Linked DNA regions of Homo sapiens: region 2 is linked to region 1. A link is an interaction called in ENCODE POLR2A ChIA-PET data of the cell type or tissue named here. Cell type or tissue: PC-9. All regions are shown on one strand.

Evidence for each region. ChIA-PET counts read pairs that join two places held together with the same protein. Peaks named below come from ENCODE experiments on the same cell type or tissue, not always from the same donor. Only the 100,000 strongest peaks of a DNase experiment are listed, where the experiment ranks them.
Region 2: POLR2A ChIA-PET joins it to region 1 with 12 read pairs; 1 of 35 experiments calls an interaction of 5 or more read pairs at or near these places.

The regions. Positions count from the first base shown.
Region 1 is chr11:26,576,357-26,584,356 of GRCh38, reverse strand. The region is part of intron 14 of ANO3 (anoctamin 3); the gene reads right to left. It overlaps LOC124902648 (a long non-coding RNA gene), which reads left to right. Exons shown (of 2, transcript XR_007062627.1): 2 at 1-2,354. Among named protein-coding and RNA genes, the nearest start is that of MUC15, 8.1 kb to the right of the region's middle. In PC-9, no CTCF peak of the experiment used is centred here; DNase peaks (open chromatin) are centred at 606, 3,196 and 4,836.
Region 2 is chr11:27,443,943-27,451,942 of GRCh38, reverse strand. The region is part of intron 1 of LGR4 (leucine rich repeat containing G protein-coupled receptor 4); the gene reads left to right. Among named protein-coding and RNA genes, the nearest start is that of LGR4-AS1, 24 kb to the left of the region's middle. RefSeq lists enhancers at 4,307-4,601, 7,537-8,000. In PC-9, no CTCF peak of the experiment used is centred here; DNase peaks (open chromatin) are centred at 4,202 and 7,032; H3K27ac peaks cover 3,084 bases.

The DNA.
Region 1 (8,000 bases):
TGAAACCCTGTCTCTACTAAAAATACAAAAATTAGCCGGGCATGGTGGCAGACACCTGTAATCCCAGCTACATGGGAGGCTGAGGCAGGAGAATTGCTTGAACACAGGAGGCGGAGGTTGCAGTGAGCCGAGATCATGCCATTGCACTCCAGCCTGGCGATAGAGTGAGACTACATCTCAACAAACAAACAAACAAACAAACAAACAAAAAAACAAGACAGAATCTCACCAGGGAAGCCCCTTCTTTATCTGTTTTATATATTGAACAATCAAGATCAATTCTAGTTGAAAAAATAATTATTGCTTAACAAGTTTTGAAAACCACGGTACTATACTTTTAATATGGTTGATTAGAAGGGGTCAGGGAAAGGGGTCAGTTCAAACACAAATGAAGCTAAATATGTCTGAATACGGAGAAAAAAGGAACTCCAAGCATTGTTTTCATCAGAACAGTTAAAGACTTGAAGCCTTCTCAAAAGAAGGCCCAGTTGAAACAATAGTTTATCAGAGCAACAACTCAGATTGCCAGTTTGGACAGCACCCAAGTACTACTTAAGACTCCTCCATTCCCCAGGTTTATTTTCAGCATCATCCTCAAGCATAATGTGCTTTCCCAATGCACTATTGCAACACCACTACACATGAGGTAGAAACAGAAACCTTGCTAAACAGGTTCTGCGTTTGGCAAAAGTGCCATGAATATGGGACATTGTACATCTCCATGCCTGGGGAAAATTCCTCGGTCTTTTTGGTTAACACCTTATAGAAATGTAATGCATGGAGTTCTCTACATGAGCACAAAGTAGACTAATTGATACGAAGAGCCTGTAAATATGTGTGCAGCGGCAGATTTTGAACATTTGGACCGAACTGTATTTGACACAGCGCAATATCTGGAACTGGTTGGTCAAAACCTGCTTGTCTTGTTAAATTTCCTCTGTCCAAGGACATGGAATCTCTCTCTAATTTTACTTCAAATTTCCCTTTCCTTCATTTCTCTAAAAACGTTAAATAAGAAAGAAGATTGTAAAGCCAGCATTTGAAGCCTAAGTATTGAAAGTCTTTGACAATTTCTGAAATCAGACTTGACATCTTTCCCCCGCCTTGCAAATTTCTTGAAGAAATAAGAAGCTACATGTAAGCATCATCATGTTTATTAAATTACAATGAGAACTCTCACTCAATCTTGACCAGAGCAGACTCTTAACTTGGAAGCAGAGTCCCTCTAAAGGTAACTCTTGTGGTCACTCAATATTGTATTGGCATTTGCATATTAAATAGACATTTCAGTAGCATTTATTCAAATTGAATACTCTCAATTGAATTGCTAAAATATTGGAGGTGTCCACACTTGATAAACTACTCAGCTTTTTGCCATGTATTTTTCATAAATGCAATATAATCTTTTAAAGCACAATATTAATTTTTCTCAAGCCTTTTCCTCATCTTACCATCCAATGATTTGATATACTTTCTTTAATTCAGTTGAATATTTTCTAATTAAAAATGTAACATCAACAAAAATAACAGGAGTAAGCACCTTGTCTTATTTACTTCTGAAATCTAGGGATAGAGGAGTGCATGCCATACAGTTGGCCTTTAATTAATATATGTTGAAATAATTAATTAAAAGTATAAAGAAGAAAATAAAAGTCACTAACAATCCCACCATGAATAAACAGCTACTATTAAAATTTGAGTATTTCTATCCAAAGTATGTTTTCTTGAGCAGTATATTCAGGACTGACACCTTGCTGATACTCAGAAGTATGGCCATACTAATTGTTAATTTACAAAGGAAAAAACAAAAACTGAAACTACAACTAAGCTCCTTAAAGACTTCCATCTCCTTACTGGCTAGCCTATCCTTCCCAGGAAACTTTCACCAGGACCAGATACCTGTATAGTCAGTCCCTGGAACAACTTGTGACTCTAGAAAACTGCTCCAGAACTAAGGTCTTCGTCTATTCAAAGTGGCCAGTACTAGAGCCCTAATATTTGCCTTTTCAACCTATATGTATTTATCTGGAACTGGATATAGTACCTCAGTTAGAATGTACTTGTCACCGTAAGTAAACACCGATCACTATAAAATAAATTACTGACTTCACCTTTAAAATAAATGCAATGAAAATTATCTTTTTGATTAAGTAATAATGCTCCTCAGAACATACAGGAACAGCAGTGTGGTACTGAACAAAGACCATGGATTAGAGTAGGGATGTTCTGGGTTTGAAAGGTGCATATATTTCTAATCATCTGACCTTGGACAAATTACTAAATGATGATAAAATTCTGCTGTTACTACTTAATATGAGAATAATAAAACTGTATTCATAAGAGTGTTGTACAAATTGAGAGACAATTTGTAAGTAGTCTATGCTTAATCCACTGGAAGGCCATAATAAATTATAATAACCAATTTTCTTAACACTCTAGTTGTTACACATACCAAGAACTTTGTCTTGGTTTCCCCTGCATGAAGATAATTTTCTGACAGGGAGAACGGAGATATTGTCAATTATTTATATTTCAATTGTTTCACTTTTATAAAAATTCAGTCACAACCAGTCAGTTTCCACATGATACTTTCCATCTTTTGTTCATGACCTAGGAAATGGCATGGCATCTTGTTTCTTTTCTCCTTTTTTTTTTTTTTTTTTTTTTTGAGACAGAGTCTTGCTGTGTCGCCCAAGGTGGAGTGCAATGGTGTGATCTTGGCTCACTGGAACTTCCGCCTCCCAGGTTCAAGCAATTCTCCTGCCTCAGCCTCCCACATAGCTGGGACTACAGGCACGTGCCACCATGCCCAGCTAATTTTTGTATTTTTAGTAGAGACGGGGTTTCACCATGTTGACCAGGGTGGTCTCGAACTCCTGACCTCAGGTGATCCACCTGCCTTGGCCTCCCAAAGTGCTAGGATTACAGGCGTGAACCAAGTGTCCGGCCTTCTCCTTTTGTATTTAAGACTGCTGCCTCTAGAGTCAATAATTTAATCCTAAACTTATGTATGTTCATCATTATAGTGAGCATACAAAAAAAAAAAAAAGGGAATTGCACCATATTTCCAAAGAAGAGAACTGGCATTTACTGAGGACTTACAATGTCCTTGAGTTTGTGCTAGATATTTTTACATTAAGTCACATCATCTTCAAAACAACTCAGGTTAAGTAAACATTATCCATCTCACTCATTATATAAACAAACCGAGACTCTTAGAGGTTAAGTTATGTGAGGAAGTTACTTGGCTGGAATGCTGAATTTCTTCCATGGTTTATTTCAAACATAATTTGGAATAGAACTTTCTTGGCTATATGATCTGTAACTTCTTTCTAGGAAGAAATTAGCATCACAGATAAAACGTTTACGTAAGTTTCTGACACAGCAAAATGAGACAAGGAACTTCTGGGAGGTGAGCTGCTCATCCCACCAGTGGCCCATCAATCAGCAGTTCAAAGGCCTGTGACTTGACATGCTTTCCTTTCTGAGTCTAATAATATTTACTAACCATTTTTTTTAAATAAACATTTCTACTAAGATATAAATCTTTGCATTGGTCTGTTAGAGGACTTTTGCTTTATGGCAAAACTCATAAGATTATGATCCATGCTCATAGCTTAATTGTCTGAAAATATTTCTTTTAAGAGAACACTATATCTGAATTTGTAGATATAGTGTAGTTAAATATGTCTGAATATAGAGGAAAGCACTGTTTTCATCAGAAGAGTTAAAGACTTGGAGACTTCTCAAAAGAAGGCCCACCTGAAACAATAGTTATCAGAGCCTTCTTTTGGCTCTCTATTCAGGAGTGGTATGTTAATTTACATATGTTCTATGGTGCCCAACACAGGTAATGGAAGAGAAATAAGATCTGAATACATGAAGCCAGAAACTATAGGAAATTGTAAAAATTTCAACTAATCTATGAAAGACACTAGAGATTTTGCCAAATTCACAACAATCTTAAAAATGTACGTAATACTGCCAGTGATGAATTATGAAGCTGAAAGAAACTTTGAAACTATCAATAATAAAAACAGAATTAACCATGCTAGAGAAAGAGGAAAGACTGAATTACTTTTATATTCCCTTTATAAAATATTTTTTAAACATCATATAAAGACATAATTTAAAATCTCTAAATTTGCAGACAAATATAGCCCAAAAAGCATTACAGAGATGTGTTTAGCAGTCAGTTGATTAAAATATTTTTAACCTACTGGATTTTGCTTTTTGTGTATGTTATTTTGGAGTTTTAAAAAATTTATAAATTTGTGATTTTTTCCATTCTCATTACTTTTGCACCTCATTTTGTATTGGTATTTTTGTAATCTTTTTCTTAAAAGGGGCTTCCAAAATTGTATATCTCTTCTCATGAATGGCTATAATGCATTAGAAACTTATGTGCCAGTCATGTTGTTACATATTCTACACATGTCTACTCATTACATCCTCATACCAGCTTCATGTGTAAGAAACTGTTCTATTGCTCTTTTACTGGTAATAATGCTGTTCAAAAGTGAACTCGACTCTGCCCCAGGTTTGTCTGACTCCTCAATGTTACTAAAGTACTTATATTTAAAAGAGGGGATTCATAACAACTTTAACTGGATCTTTTTCATGAAAAAAAAGATCCACGTGACTTAATACTTTCTTTTGCTTTTTAAACAAACAAAAAGTGAGGCAGATAAATAGAAAATCCTAGCATATCTAATCTGTTGCTTTCTCCTAATTCAGCACAAAAATTGAGTTCCTTTTCTGTAGCTAAAGAGCTTGTATGAACTGTCAGCTTAGCTAACCATATGTTTTCAATGTTCCCTGCAAATTGTTTAAGGTATGTATAGTCCTTTCAATGGATGAGTAAGTCTTTTGTCATTGTTATTTGCTGCCTGTGGACTTGATTTCAAAATCTTCTTCAGGTCATGAATAAATTTCCTTTTCCTTCTGTCCCTACTTTTGAGCCAAGGAACAAATCAAGATTCTTCCTCAGAGTGTACACACCTTCCCAGGCATCTCACTCTCTCCTCACTCTATCTGCTTCAAGTTATGGCTCGTTGGTGAGAACACTCTGCTGCTGAGGTTATTATTTAGCTATAATAACTTTTTCTAACTAGACAGAAACAAATTAGATATGCCAGGATTTTCTAATTACCTGCCTTAAGTGCTTTTTTAGAAAGCATTAATAAATCATGTGGATCTTTTCCTAGCAGTGGTAAGATAAGTTATAATATTATCAAACTGTCAGTTTTGCCACTTCAATATATGTATGCCTGGTTGTAACCTCACTTAATAAGTTAAGTCCATGTAAAAATAGTTGATAGTTAATAAATTGGGCAAGAGTTGCTTAAACAGATTAGACTATATAACAAAATTAGGGTTTTAAAAGAATAAAGCTGCTATAACAGTACGCTTCATCTCACAGGAATTAATCAGTTATGGTATCTCCACAAAACAGAATATCACGTATTGTTGAAGAGAGCCGTCTCATTTCCCTGCAAGGCTGCCATTTGTAGGTTGAAGAGTCACTTGAGTGCTGGAAAGAAAAGGCTCTATTTCAGAATTCTTCTAATAGCAGGAATCTACAGGGAGCCTATAACTCTCCATTTTAGCAATAGGCCTCTATCCCCATATTCTACACACAGCTTTCTGCCTGTGAACATGCACAAGTGGTCTATCGAGACTAATATAATCGTACTTTTTAACCCTGTTCCTATCAGTTACTTCAAGGAGCCCACAATTTCCAGATCATCCCTCACTCCCCAGGAACTGATCCTCATGCCACCAGGAACAGGGATTGCCTTTGTGATGATCGCCCGCTCCTTCCCAACTTTTGAAACAAATTCACTATTCCCTTTTTACACAAAGTCAAGGCAAAGCCTTTTGTATCCCTTCACCTTCTTACTCTAATTGAAACCTGGGACTCCCCTAAAACCCCACTTTCCATGTAGCACACTCAAGTGATAGCTCTTTGTCTCCTATGTCAATACGTACTGCTGAGGTAGTGAATTTCTTGCTCCTCATTGCTGCTTTAGGACCATATTTCCTCCCTCCTAAACAATTTACAGATTCGAATCTCATATTGTCAATTCATGCTTCCTACTGCCACTCCTTGTGGTAGTCATCTTCTGTCTCCTGGAGACACTTACCTAACATCTATGAAGATTTTAAACTCATGTCTTAATATAACTCTTATCAACATACTCCCAAAATTACTCTTGGAAATTACAATATACACAGATAATCTTTCTAGTACTCTGGCTTCTCAGTTCTTTGATCTCTATCTTCAAAACTGTTTTCTCCTACTCGGTCTCACTCATGTGCTCCCACGACATACTTTTGATCAATAGTAGCAGGCCTTCCATGATATTCAATAATTACATTCATAGTTCTAGTTCACTCCCTATAAACTGCAATTCCAACATTCTCTTGAGCCAGATTATCAGTTCATTGATCCTATCATATTTTTACTATCCTTTCCTCCCTTTGTGCCTTCACTTTTGTCTTTATGTATCCTAATGGGCAATCATTATACTCAATTGGGTGCAAATGCCCTCAACTCTCTAGCTCTTGTTTCAGTTTGTCATAAGCCCATGGTTTAAATACAACCCTAGTTAAACCCATCACTCCATCTACTATCGATTTGTACTCATGCACATTAACATAGCTGGAAAAAAGCACAGCTATTCTGAGTAAATTGTTTTATTTTATATTAATGATTACTAACTTTGAGTAGATCTTTGAGGCTGCCATGCTGTAATACTTTCTCTCTCTCTCTCTTTTTTTTTTTTTTTTGAGACGGAGTCTCTCTCTTGTTGCCCAGGCTGGAGTGTAATGGCGCAATCTCAGCTTCACTGCAACCTCTGCCTCCCGGGTTCAAGCCATTCTCCTGCCTCAGCCTCCCAAGTAGCTGGGATTACAGGCATCTGCCACCATGCCCAGCTACCTCTTTTTTCTGTATTTTTAGTACAGACGGGGTTTCCCCATGTTGGCCTGGCTGGTCTTTAACCTCAGGTGATCCGCCCACCGCAGCCTCCCAAAGTGCTGGGATTACAGGCGTGAACCACCATGCCCAGCCACTTTCTCTCTCTTTTTTAAAAAAAATCTGATACCTATACTCTCAGTTGACAATTTTTCTGTCTACATGACTACCACCAAAACCATATCTACCCACTTATCTATCCTTGTGTCCATATCCTCTACATTCTTACATGTTAGAAGATTTCTGCATCTCTAGTTAAGGCCAACTCTTCTTGTGAAATGGCTCCTATCACTAACCACCTACCAAAGAAAACTGCTCACAATCATATAAATGTGGCCAAGGAATGTCCTTAAGTGAAAAAAAAGTCAAGTTTCAGATCTGAATGGGCCAACGTTGAGAAGAATATTCTAAAAAGAAGAAAAAGTAAACTTACAGCTGTCTCATGAATAGTATATTCACTTTTTGTTATTATTGTTGACAAATATATTAATATTTATTCAATCTTTTATCAATTCACTCATTTAATCTTTCACTTATAAGTTTATCCAGCATTTACTCTGTGCAAGGCATTAGTCTAACCCTGTGGATAAAGCAATGCAGAAAACAGACAAAAACGTAAGCTGTCACGAGCTGACTTTTCTAGTATGGGACTAGATAAGAAATACATACATAAATAAGATATACAGTATGTTAGATGGCAATAAGTGCTATGAAGAAAATGCAGCAGGAGGAGTGAGAATAGGTCAGGAAAAAAGGGTTTCAGTTTTACAAAGTGTGATCAGAGAAAGCCTCTCTGGCAGGGAAAAATTCAGGTAAAAATAAAGAAGAGTTTACTCATTCATTTTTCATGAAATTAATATTCATTGAGTAACTACTATGTGCTGAGAGATGCAAATTCAAAATAATCTAATATGTGCTTGTACACTTAGTTAGATTCCTCTCAACATTTATTCATGCTGACACTGAAGCCTCAATTTTTATCATCTCCAAAAAAATTATTATATTTATAATTAATTAAGTC
Region 2 (8,000 bases), 870 kb before region 1:
AGCAGAGAAAGTACAATATGCAAATTATGCATTAGGTTTATAATTTAAATGGTTTGAATCATATTTTTGAATGGAATGGACATGGCTCTCCTATTATGAAAGTATTTTATTACTGAGTGCTTGGTACAGTCTTAGTATGAGGAATGACCTTGGATCTCTGCCTGTGAATTAGTAGCTGAATGGTGTTTTACTTCTGATGATTCAGTATATTTGCCTTAATTACTGGATTAACCAATTTCTTGCCTCCCACTAAAAGCACACACATTTATCTAAACAGGGGATGAATGAATGAAGTTTTAGGGACTAATTTTTGTGGTATTTAAGCAACAATAGTCTAGATTACCCACAACCTTAATTTCCTTTCATGAGTCTTGTAGATGGGCTTTGTCACCATTTACACTTGATTACTTCATTGTTAACCCCAGTGATGTGATTTAGCATGCAAAGACTTAATTATTCCTTTCTGGCCTAGTGAGAAATTTCCTTCCAATAATTGCCTCCACTGCCCTTTAGCCTCCTTAAAACATTTAGTTTGTTTGAAACAACTTGGTTGCTCAGTAAGCAATTCCAAGCTCAGCAGTGCCTGGCGCTGTCTTTGGACCATAATTTATACCTTTGATATAGTGACTTAGGCCTCAGTTCTTAAGTGATGTCTGGTGGGTACTCTTCATTAAAATAGTGGTGTGAAGCATTTGTCTGAAGTTATGGTTCCAAACTAAATGGTTCTAAACAGTTCTCTGGTGGTCTCTTTAAATTTAACATTTCCTTATTTTAAGTGAAAAATTGTGCTAACTTTGGAAATAAAAGTTGACTCTTTAAACTTTAGTTTTAAGTATTGAAAAGTACCGTTCATTTAGTTGTGAATACTAAAAACTGTAGTGTTTTTAAGAAGTGTTTTTGTAAGGAGTCCTAGAAATAGTATAGATCCTTACATAACCTAGAAATAGTAATCCTGGAAGTAGTATATAGATCATTACATAACCTGCCACTGGACATTATTTTGTCCCAGGGTATCAGACTTGTTGGAGAAATTGAAAGGTTTATGAAGAGTTGGCAAAGAAATGGTTGTTTTGTTTCTAAATATAGGTGCATTGCATCTAGCATCCCAAAGCAAGGAATGGATGTGAGAGCACAATTTTCTTTCTTTTTTTCTTGAGACGCAGTTTTGCTCTTGTTGCCCAGGCTGGAGTGCAATGGCGCGATCTCAGCTCACCGTAACCTCTGCCTCCCGGGTTCAAGGGATTCTCCTGCCTCAGCCTCCCGAGTAGGTGGGATTACAGGTGTGTGCCACCACCCCCAGCTAATTTTGTATTTTTATTAGAGATGAGGTTTCTCCATGTTGGTCAGGCTGGTCTCAAACTCCCGACCTCAGGTGATCCACCCACCTCGGCTTCTCAAAGTACTGGGATTACAGACGTGAGCCACCGTGCCTGGCCTGAGAGCACAATTTTCTGTGTTGAGTATTTTTTATTATACAGCAACAACATTATGGGAAGTTCCGTTTCATTTCCAAGTGGAAGTTTGTGGAATTGAAAGTGTCTATTTTCTACCAGGAGAAATTGAAGATATTCTGCCGGAAGGAAAGTATTCTGCCAGGAGGAGTTGAAAAGTATTAATTGTACCATGTTTCAAGTAGAGGAATATACCCATGTCTCTACTGACAATTTATAAGGCTTGTTGAATGTTGCTTTTTAAATTTTTTTGGTAGCATAGTTTTAAGCTTTAGTCTTAAGGCCCTATTGCCCATCTTCAAAATTCTGTCCCTTCCGTTGTCCTTAATATTAACAGCTTCATTTTGCTCAGAGGATCTAGAATAACAATAGCATATAGGGAATTGGATATTATACAATAAAAATACTAGTATGCCAGTCTTTTGGAAAGCAGAATATCACATTCATCAGACTTAACGAAAGCGTTTTTCAGGGAGATGTAGCCAAGTTCTGCCTTTCAGTTTCCATGTTGAACAAGGCATTTTTGCCTCAAATCATCAGCTTCTAGGGGAACCAACTTTTAGCTAACCTAGAAATAAGTCAAAGGAACACTCACTGAAGAGATATTGTTAATAAAGCAATTCTAATTGTTAAAATATTGATCAGGAAGCATAGCAGAAACAATTGAAGGTCATCCTGTTATATTTTCTGGAGTGTTTTTAAAGAGTTTAGAATATTCAGCTAATTATAGACATACGTCCTTTGAATTCTGGAAGTGGTATCTCCTACAGAATTTTTCTCAGAAATGATATAATTGTCAACATTTTAAACTTTATTTTTATTTTATTTACTTTTTATTTATTGGTCTTCTTCTTTTTTTTTTCTTTTTTTAATAATAGTAAATAACCAAGCAAGTTTTTGATTTTTTTAAGAGACAGCATCTCACTTTGTCGCCCAGGCTGGTGTGCAATGGCGTGATCATGGGTCACTGCAGGCTCAAGCTCTTAGGCTCAAGTCACCCTCCTGCCTCAGCCTTTTGAGTAGCTAGGACCACAGGCACAGGCCACCATACCTGGCTAATTTTTTATTTTTTGTAGAGACAGTGTCTCGCTGTGTTGCCCAGGCTGGTCTTGAACTCCGGAGCTCAAATGATCATCTTACCTCGGCCTCCTGAAGTGCTGGGATTACAGGCATGAGCCATCTCGCCTGGCTGACATTTGACAAAATGATTGAATAGATTTTTGTTAAACTTTAATTATTATGATACTATACATTCAATATTAAAAAATAAACTCTTAGGCATGTCTTGAGGATTCACTCATTATACTTAAGTAGGTATTTATTATTTTACAGCAGCTGATAAATACTGGACAGTGTTGATGATGGGCAGCATGTTCTCTTGGATGAAGATAATGCAAATAATAGTCTTGACTTCTGATAGTTTTATTATTATAAGTTAGCTAACTTATGATAGTTAGATATTGTCAACTAGGTGAGTTTTACCTCCCATTTGCATACTTCCATAGAAAAATCAGAAAAGATGTAAAAATTTATTATAGTATGTGTTTATTATGTTTTATTTAGTTTTTATTAAGTATCAGTGAGTGAATGAGAAAGGCATTTGTTGGTAGTCTTAATCTAGTGAGAGTAGAAGTGAAAGGCAATACTTCTGTCCTCAGGGGGCTTGCTCCAATGGTTGATTTAAGGAGCTCATTTTTGTTAGTCTCATTACTCTCTTCTAGAAAAATGGAATACAGTAAACCTACCTGATATTTTCAAATGCAAATACATATCTGTAGCTTTAATGTTTTATTCAGACTCATGAAATTAGTGTTTCATGACAAAATAATTTGGATTGTGAACAAATGTACAGCAAAATCATTTTGTTTCCATACATTCTTTTCAGCTAAAGAACAACTGAGGCAGGGCGCGGTGGCTCACGCCTGTAATCCTAGCACTTTGGGAGGCTGAGGCGAGCGGATCACCTGAGGTCGGGAGTTCGAGACCAGCCTGACCAACATGGAGAAACCCCATGTCTACTAAAAATACAAAATTAGCCAGGCATGGAAGCACATGCCTGTAATCCCAGCTACTCAGGAGGCTGAGGCAGGAGAATTGCCTGAAGCCAGGAGGCGGAGCTTGTGGTGAGCTGAGATCACACCATTGCACTCCAGCCTGGGCAACAAGAGCAAAAACTCTGTCTCAAAAAAAAAAAAAGAAAAGAAAAAAAAGAACAACTGAAACTCTGGATGATTTATTCTAATTTAAACATGATTCTAACTTACTGATGATTTTATTAAACTAGGTCTTACTAGATTGCCACATTTAAGCCAGTGATCCTGTATTTAATGGTAAGGTCTTTGAAAAGAGCATTATGGAAACAAAATGATTTTACCACACATTTGTTCATGATCCAAATTCTTTAATTTCATACATAAGTAGTTTTGACTCTTACAGTGCTACAGAGAGCAATAACTGTAATCATAGAACCACAGGATATAGACCTGGAATGCATACATGGTGCTATGTTAACATGGAGCATTAGTGAGAATTATAAGGTTCATTGAAGTATATTAAATATAACATGCATAAACCCTATTACTTTCTATTCCTTTAGTGAAATGCGATACTTTGGTTGTACATATATTTTTAAAAATTTAAAGACTTAACACACTGTTGACAAAATGCACATTAGTCAAACATATTGTGAAAGCATAGTGTCAGCCATGAATACAATAGACATACATTTCTAGATGCTTTGTCATAGGATGAACCCCAAAATTGGGGTTCAGCCTCGGAGACCACAGGAATTCTTGGCTTTGCACAGGAAGGAATTCAATAAGAGTGACAAAGTTAAGTGAAAACAAGTTTATTAAGAATGTAAAGGAATAAATTGGCAGAGCAACCCCAAGGGTTGCTGGTTAGCTATTTTTATGGTTATTTCTTTATCATATGCTAAACAAAGTGTGGATTATTTATGCGTTTTCCAGGAAAGGGGCAGGGAGTTCCCCAGAACTGAGGGTTCTTCCCCCTTTCAGACCATATAGGGTAACTTCTGGACATCGCCATGACATTTGTAAACTGTCATGGCACTGGTGGGAGGTTCCTTTAGTAAGCTAATATATTATAATTAGCATATAATGAGCAGTGAGGATGTCCAGAGGACGCTTACACCACCTTGGTTTTGGCAGGTTTTGGCCAGCTTCTTTATTGCATCCTGTTTTATCAGAGTGGTCTTTACCACCTGTATCTTGTGCAACCACTCCTGCTGACCTCCTATCAGCTTCATGCTCAGAATCGTTTGTAAGCGCTTTTTTTTATTATTATTATTATACTTTAAGTTCTAGGGTACATGTGTACAACATGCAGGTTTGTTACATATGTATACATGTGCCATGTTGGTGTGCTGCACCCGTTAACTTGTCGTTTACATTAGGTATATCTCCTAATGCTATCCCTCCCCCCTCCCCTGACCCCATGACAGGCCCCGGTGTGTGATGTTCCCCACCCTGTGTCCAAGTGTTCTCATTATTCAGTTCCCACCTATGAGTGAGAACATGCGGTGTTTGGTTTTCTGTCCTTGCGATAGTTTGCTCAGAATGATGGTTTCCAGCTTCATCCATGTCCCTACAAAGGACATGAACTCATCATTTTTTATGGCTGCATAGTATTCCATGGTGTATATGTGCCACATTTTCTTAATCCAGTCTATCATTGATGGACATTTGGGTTGGTTCCAAGTCTTTGCTATTGTGAATAGTGCCACAATAAACATACGTGTGCATGTGTCTTTATAGCAACATGATTTATAATCCTTTGGGTATATACCCAGTAATGGGATGGCTGGGTCAAATGGTATTTCTAGTTCTAGATCCTTGAGGAATCACCACATTGTCCTCCACAATGGTTGAACTAGTTTACAGTCCCACCAACAGTGTAAAAGTGTTCCTATTTCTCCACATCCTCTCCAGCACCTGTTGTTTCCTGACTTTTTAATGATCGCCATTCTAACTGGTGTGAGATGGTATCTCATTGTGGTTTTGATTTGCATTTCTCTGATGGCCAGTGATGATGAGAATTTTTTCATGTGTCTTTTGGCTGCATAAATGTCTTCTTTTGAGAAGTGTCTGTTCATATCCTTCGCCCACTTTTTGATGGGGTTGTTGCATGACTAAAACACCAAAAGCAATGGCAGCAAAAGCCAAAGTTGACAAATGGGATCTAATTAAACTAAAGAGCTTCTGCACAGCAAAAGAAACTACCATCAGAGTGAACAGGTAACCTACAGAATGGGAGAAAATTTTTACAATCTACCCATCTGACAAAGGGCTAATAACCAGAATCTGCAAAGAACTTAAACAAATTTACAAGAAAAAATCAAACAACCCCATTTTTAAGCTCTCTATAGGCAGGAATCAACTCTCACTCAGCATCTTTTTAGTTCTTCCCTTGGTTATATTTGTGCCTTGCATGTAACATACTCTTAAATGTTGAATAATTTGAAGGACATAGACAGATTGTCTTTCGATATTCTATTATATTTTACTGGTGACATTTTATTAATTAACTTGCTTAGCCAAAGTTTATACCATGAACATCAAATATGTGGCTACTGCACTTTTTTTTTTTATTTTTTGAGACAGGGTCTCACTCTGTTGCCCAGCCTGTAGTACAGTGGCGCCATCTCAGCTCACTGCAACCTTCACCTGTGGGCTCAAGTGATCTACTGGCCTCTGCCTTCAGAGTAGCTGGGACTGCAGGCATGCACCACCAGGCTTGAAAAATTTTTAAATTTTTCTGTGGAGACGAGGTCTTACTGTCTTGCCTAGCTGGTCTCAAACTCTTTACCTTATACCATCCTTCTACTCGGCCTCCCAAAATGCTTGGATTACAGGTGTGAGCCACTGAAACCAGCCTCTATTGTACTTCTAAGTGTGCTGCTGTATTCGTTGGGGGAGGAGGGACAATATGAACTGTGCTTCCTGTTTTAACATTTATGAAGCCCTTCATGTGTACCAGATATCATGCTAAGAGCTTTATATGTGTGAGTTTACTTGATCGTCATAACAGCTGTATAAGAGGTATTCTTTATCTCCATTTTAAGCTCAGAAAACTGAAGTACAAAATGTTTAAATAAGCGTTAGTCAAATATATTGAAAATATATATCCAGGGTCATGATTTATAATCTGTAACCAGAATTTGAACCCACATAGTCTGACTCCAGAGTTCGTGCCCTCCAGTCTCTCACACTGGCCCGCACGTGTCCATAGGTGATAGGGTTTGGTGGAAAAGACAGACATGCACGAATCAAATACAGTATGAGAGTACCCTAAAGGAGGGATGAACAAAGGGCTGTGGGAGCAAAGAGGAGGGGAATTTACTCTGCCTTGGGGATTGGAAGGCTTCACAGCAGAGGTGACATTTGAGCTGGGTCATTTAGTCTTCTGTAGGGCAGCTGCCCGAGTTCTGCCTTGTTTGAAATAAGCACATTTACAAGAGAATAGTGGAGCACATTCCACTTGATGGATTGGATTGACAGATTGAAAGTAACTCCCCAGAATGATGGCTTTGTTAGGTATTTGTTCTCTGAGAACCCTACCTGCCACTCCCCTTTGGTGAATTGTGGCAAGAAAGCTGTCACATTAAGCTGTCACTCAGGATACTTGTGAGAGGGGGAGGGAAGAACAAATTATGGGCAGAACTAGGTATTTTCAGAACAGTCTAAAACCCGGAAAGATTATATTTCAGAGCATTTAAAAGTGAACACAACAGCCTTTATTTAAGTTGTGCAAAAAGAAAATTGAATAATGAAAACTTAATTAGGCTATGGATATTTTTAAAGCTGGACATTCTGATTCTTATCCACCCTAATTATATGAAGCTTTTTAAAGGCCAAGATAGAAAAAGAAATCAATTATAGACCTACACAAAGTTCTTATAGAGATTGTTTAATTGTAAAAATATCTTTCTTGTGTGTGATTTTTAAGGAGTGTTTCAGAAGTAGATTCAATTCCAACTTGTATGACCCTTTGTCTCGGTTGACTAGTTGTTTGCTCTAAGAATATTTCATGTTTTGCTGTTTCTTTCAGTTTGTAGGTGCTAAGCTATTGAAAGGTTTAGAGACTAATCTAGGTCTTTCTAAATTATGGCTGCTTGCAGTTTTATTCCTGGAGAAATGGTTTAACAGCACTTCTTTGAGTTGGCACTCTTCTGCCTGTCTCAGCTCTAACTTTCCCGCCTCCTTCTCAGTAGTCCCTCTTTCACCCTCCACTCCCCAAGCCTGAAATGGAAAGAACTTGCTTTGTTACTGATGATAATATTTAAGCTCTAAAATTTTAACAGTGTTTCAGTTGCAAATAAATGGAAATTGTGTATTCTGTTTAATGTGTTTCAGAAAATCCCTGCTATTTTTTTTTTCTTTAAATACAAGAAAACAGGCGTGTAATGCCTCATTGAAAAAAGCCTGTAGGGGTGCTTTGTGCAGGTCTTAATTAAGGGCTTTGAAAGACCAAACAAAAGGAAAAAGGAAAATGCTACAGGGTTATTGTTATTCCACCCCATTGGCTCAG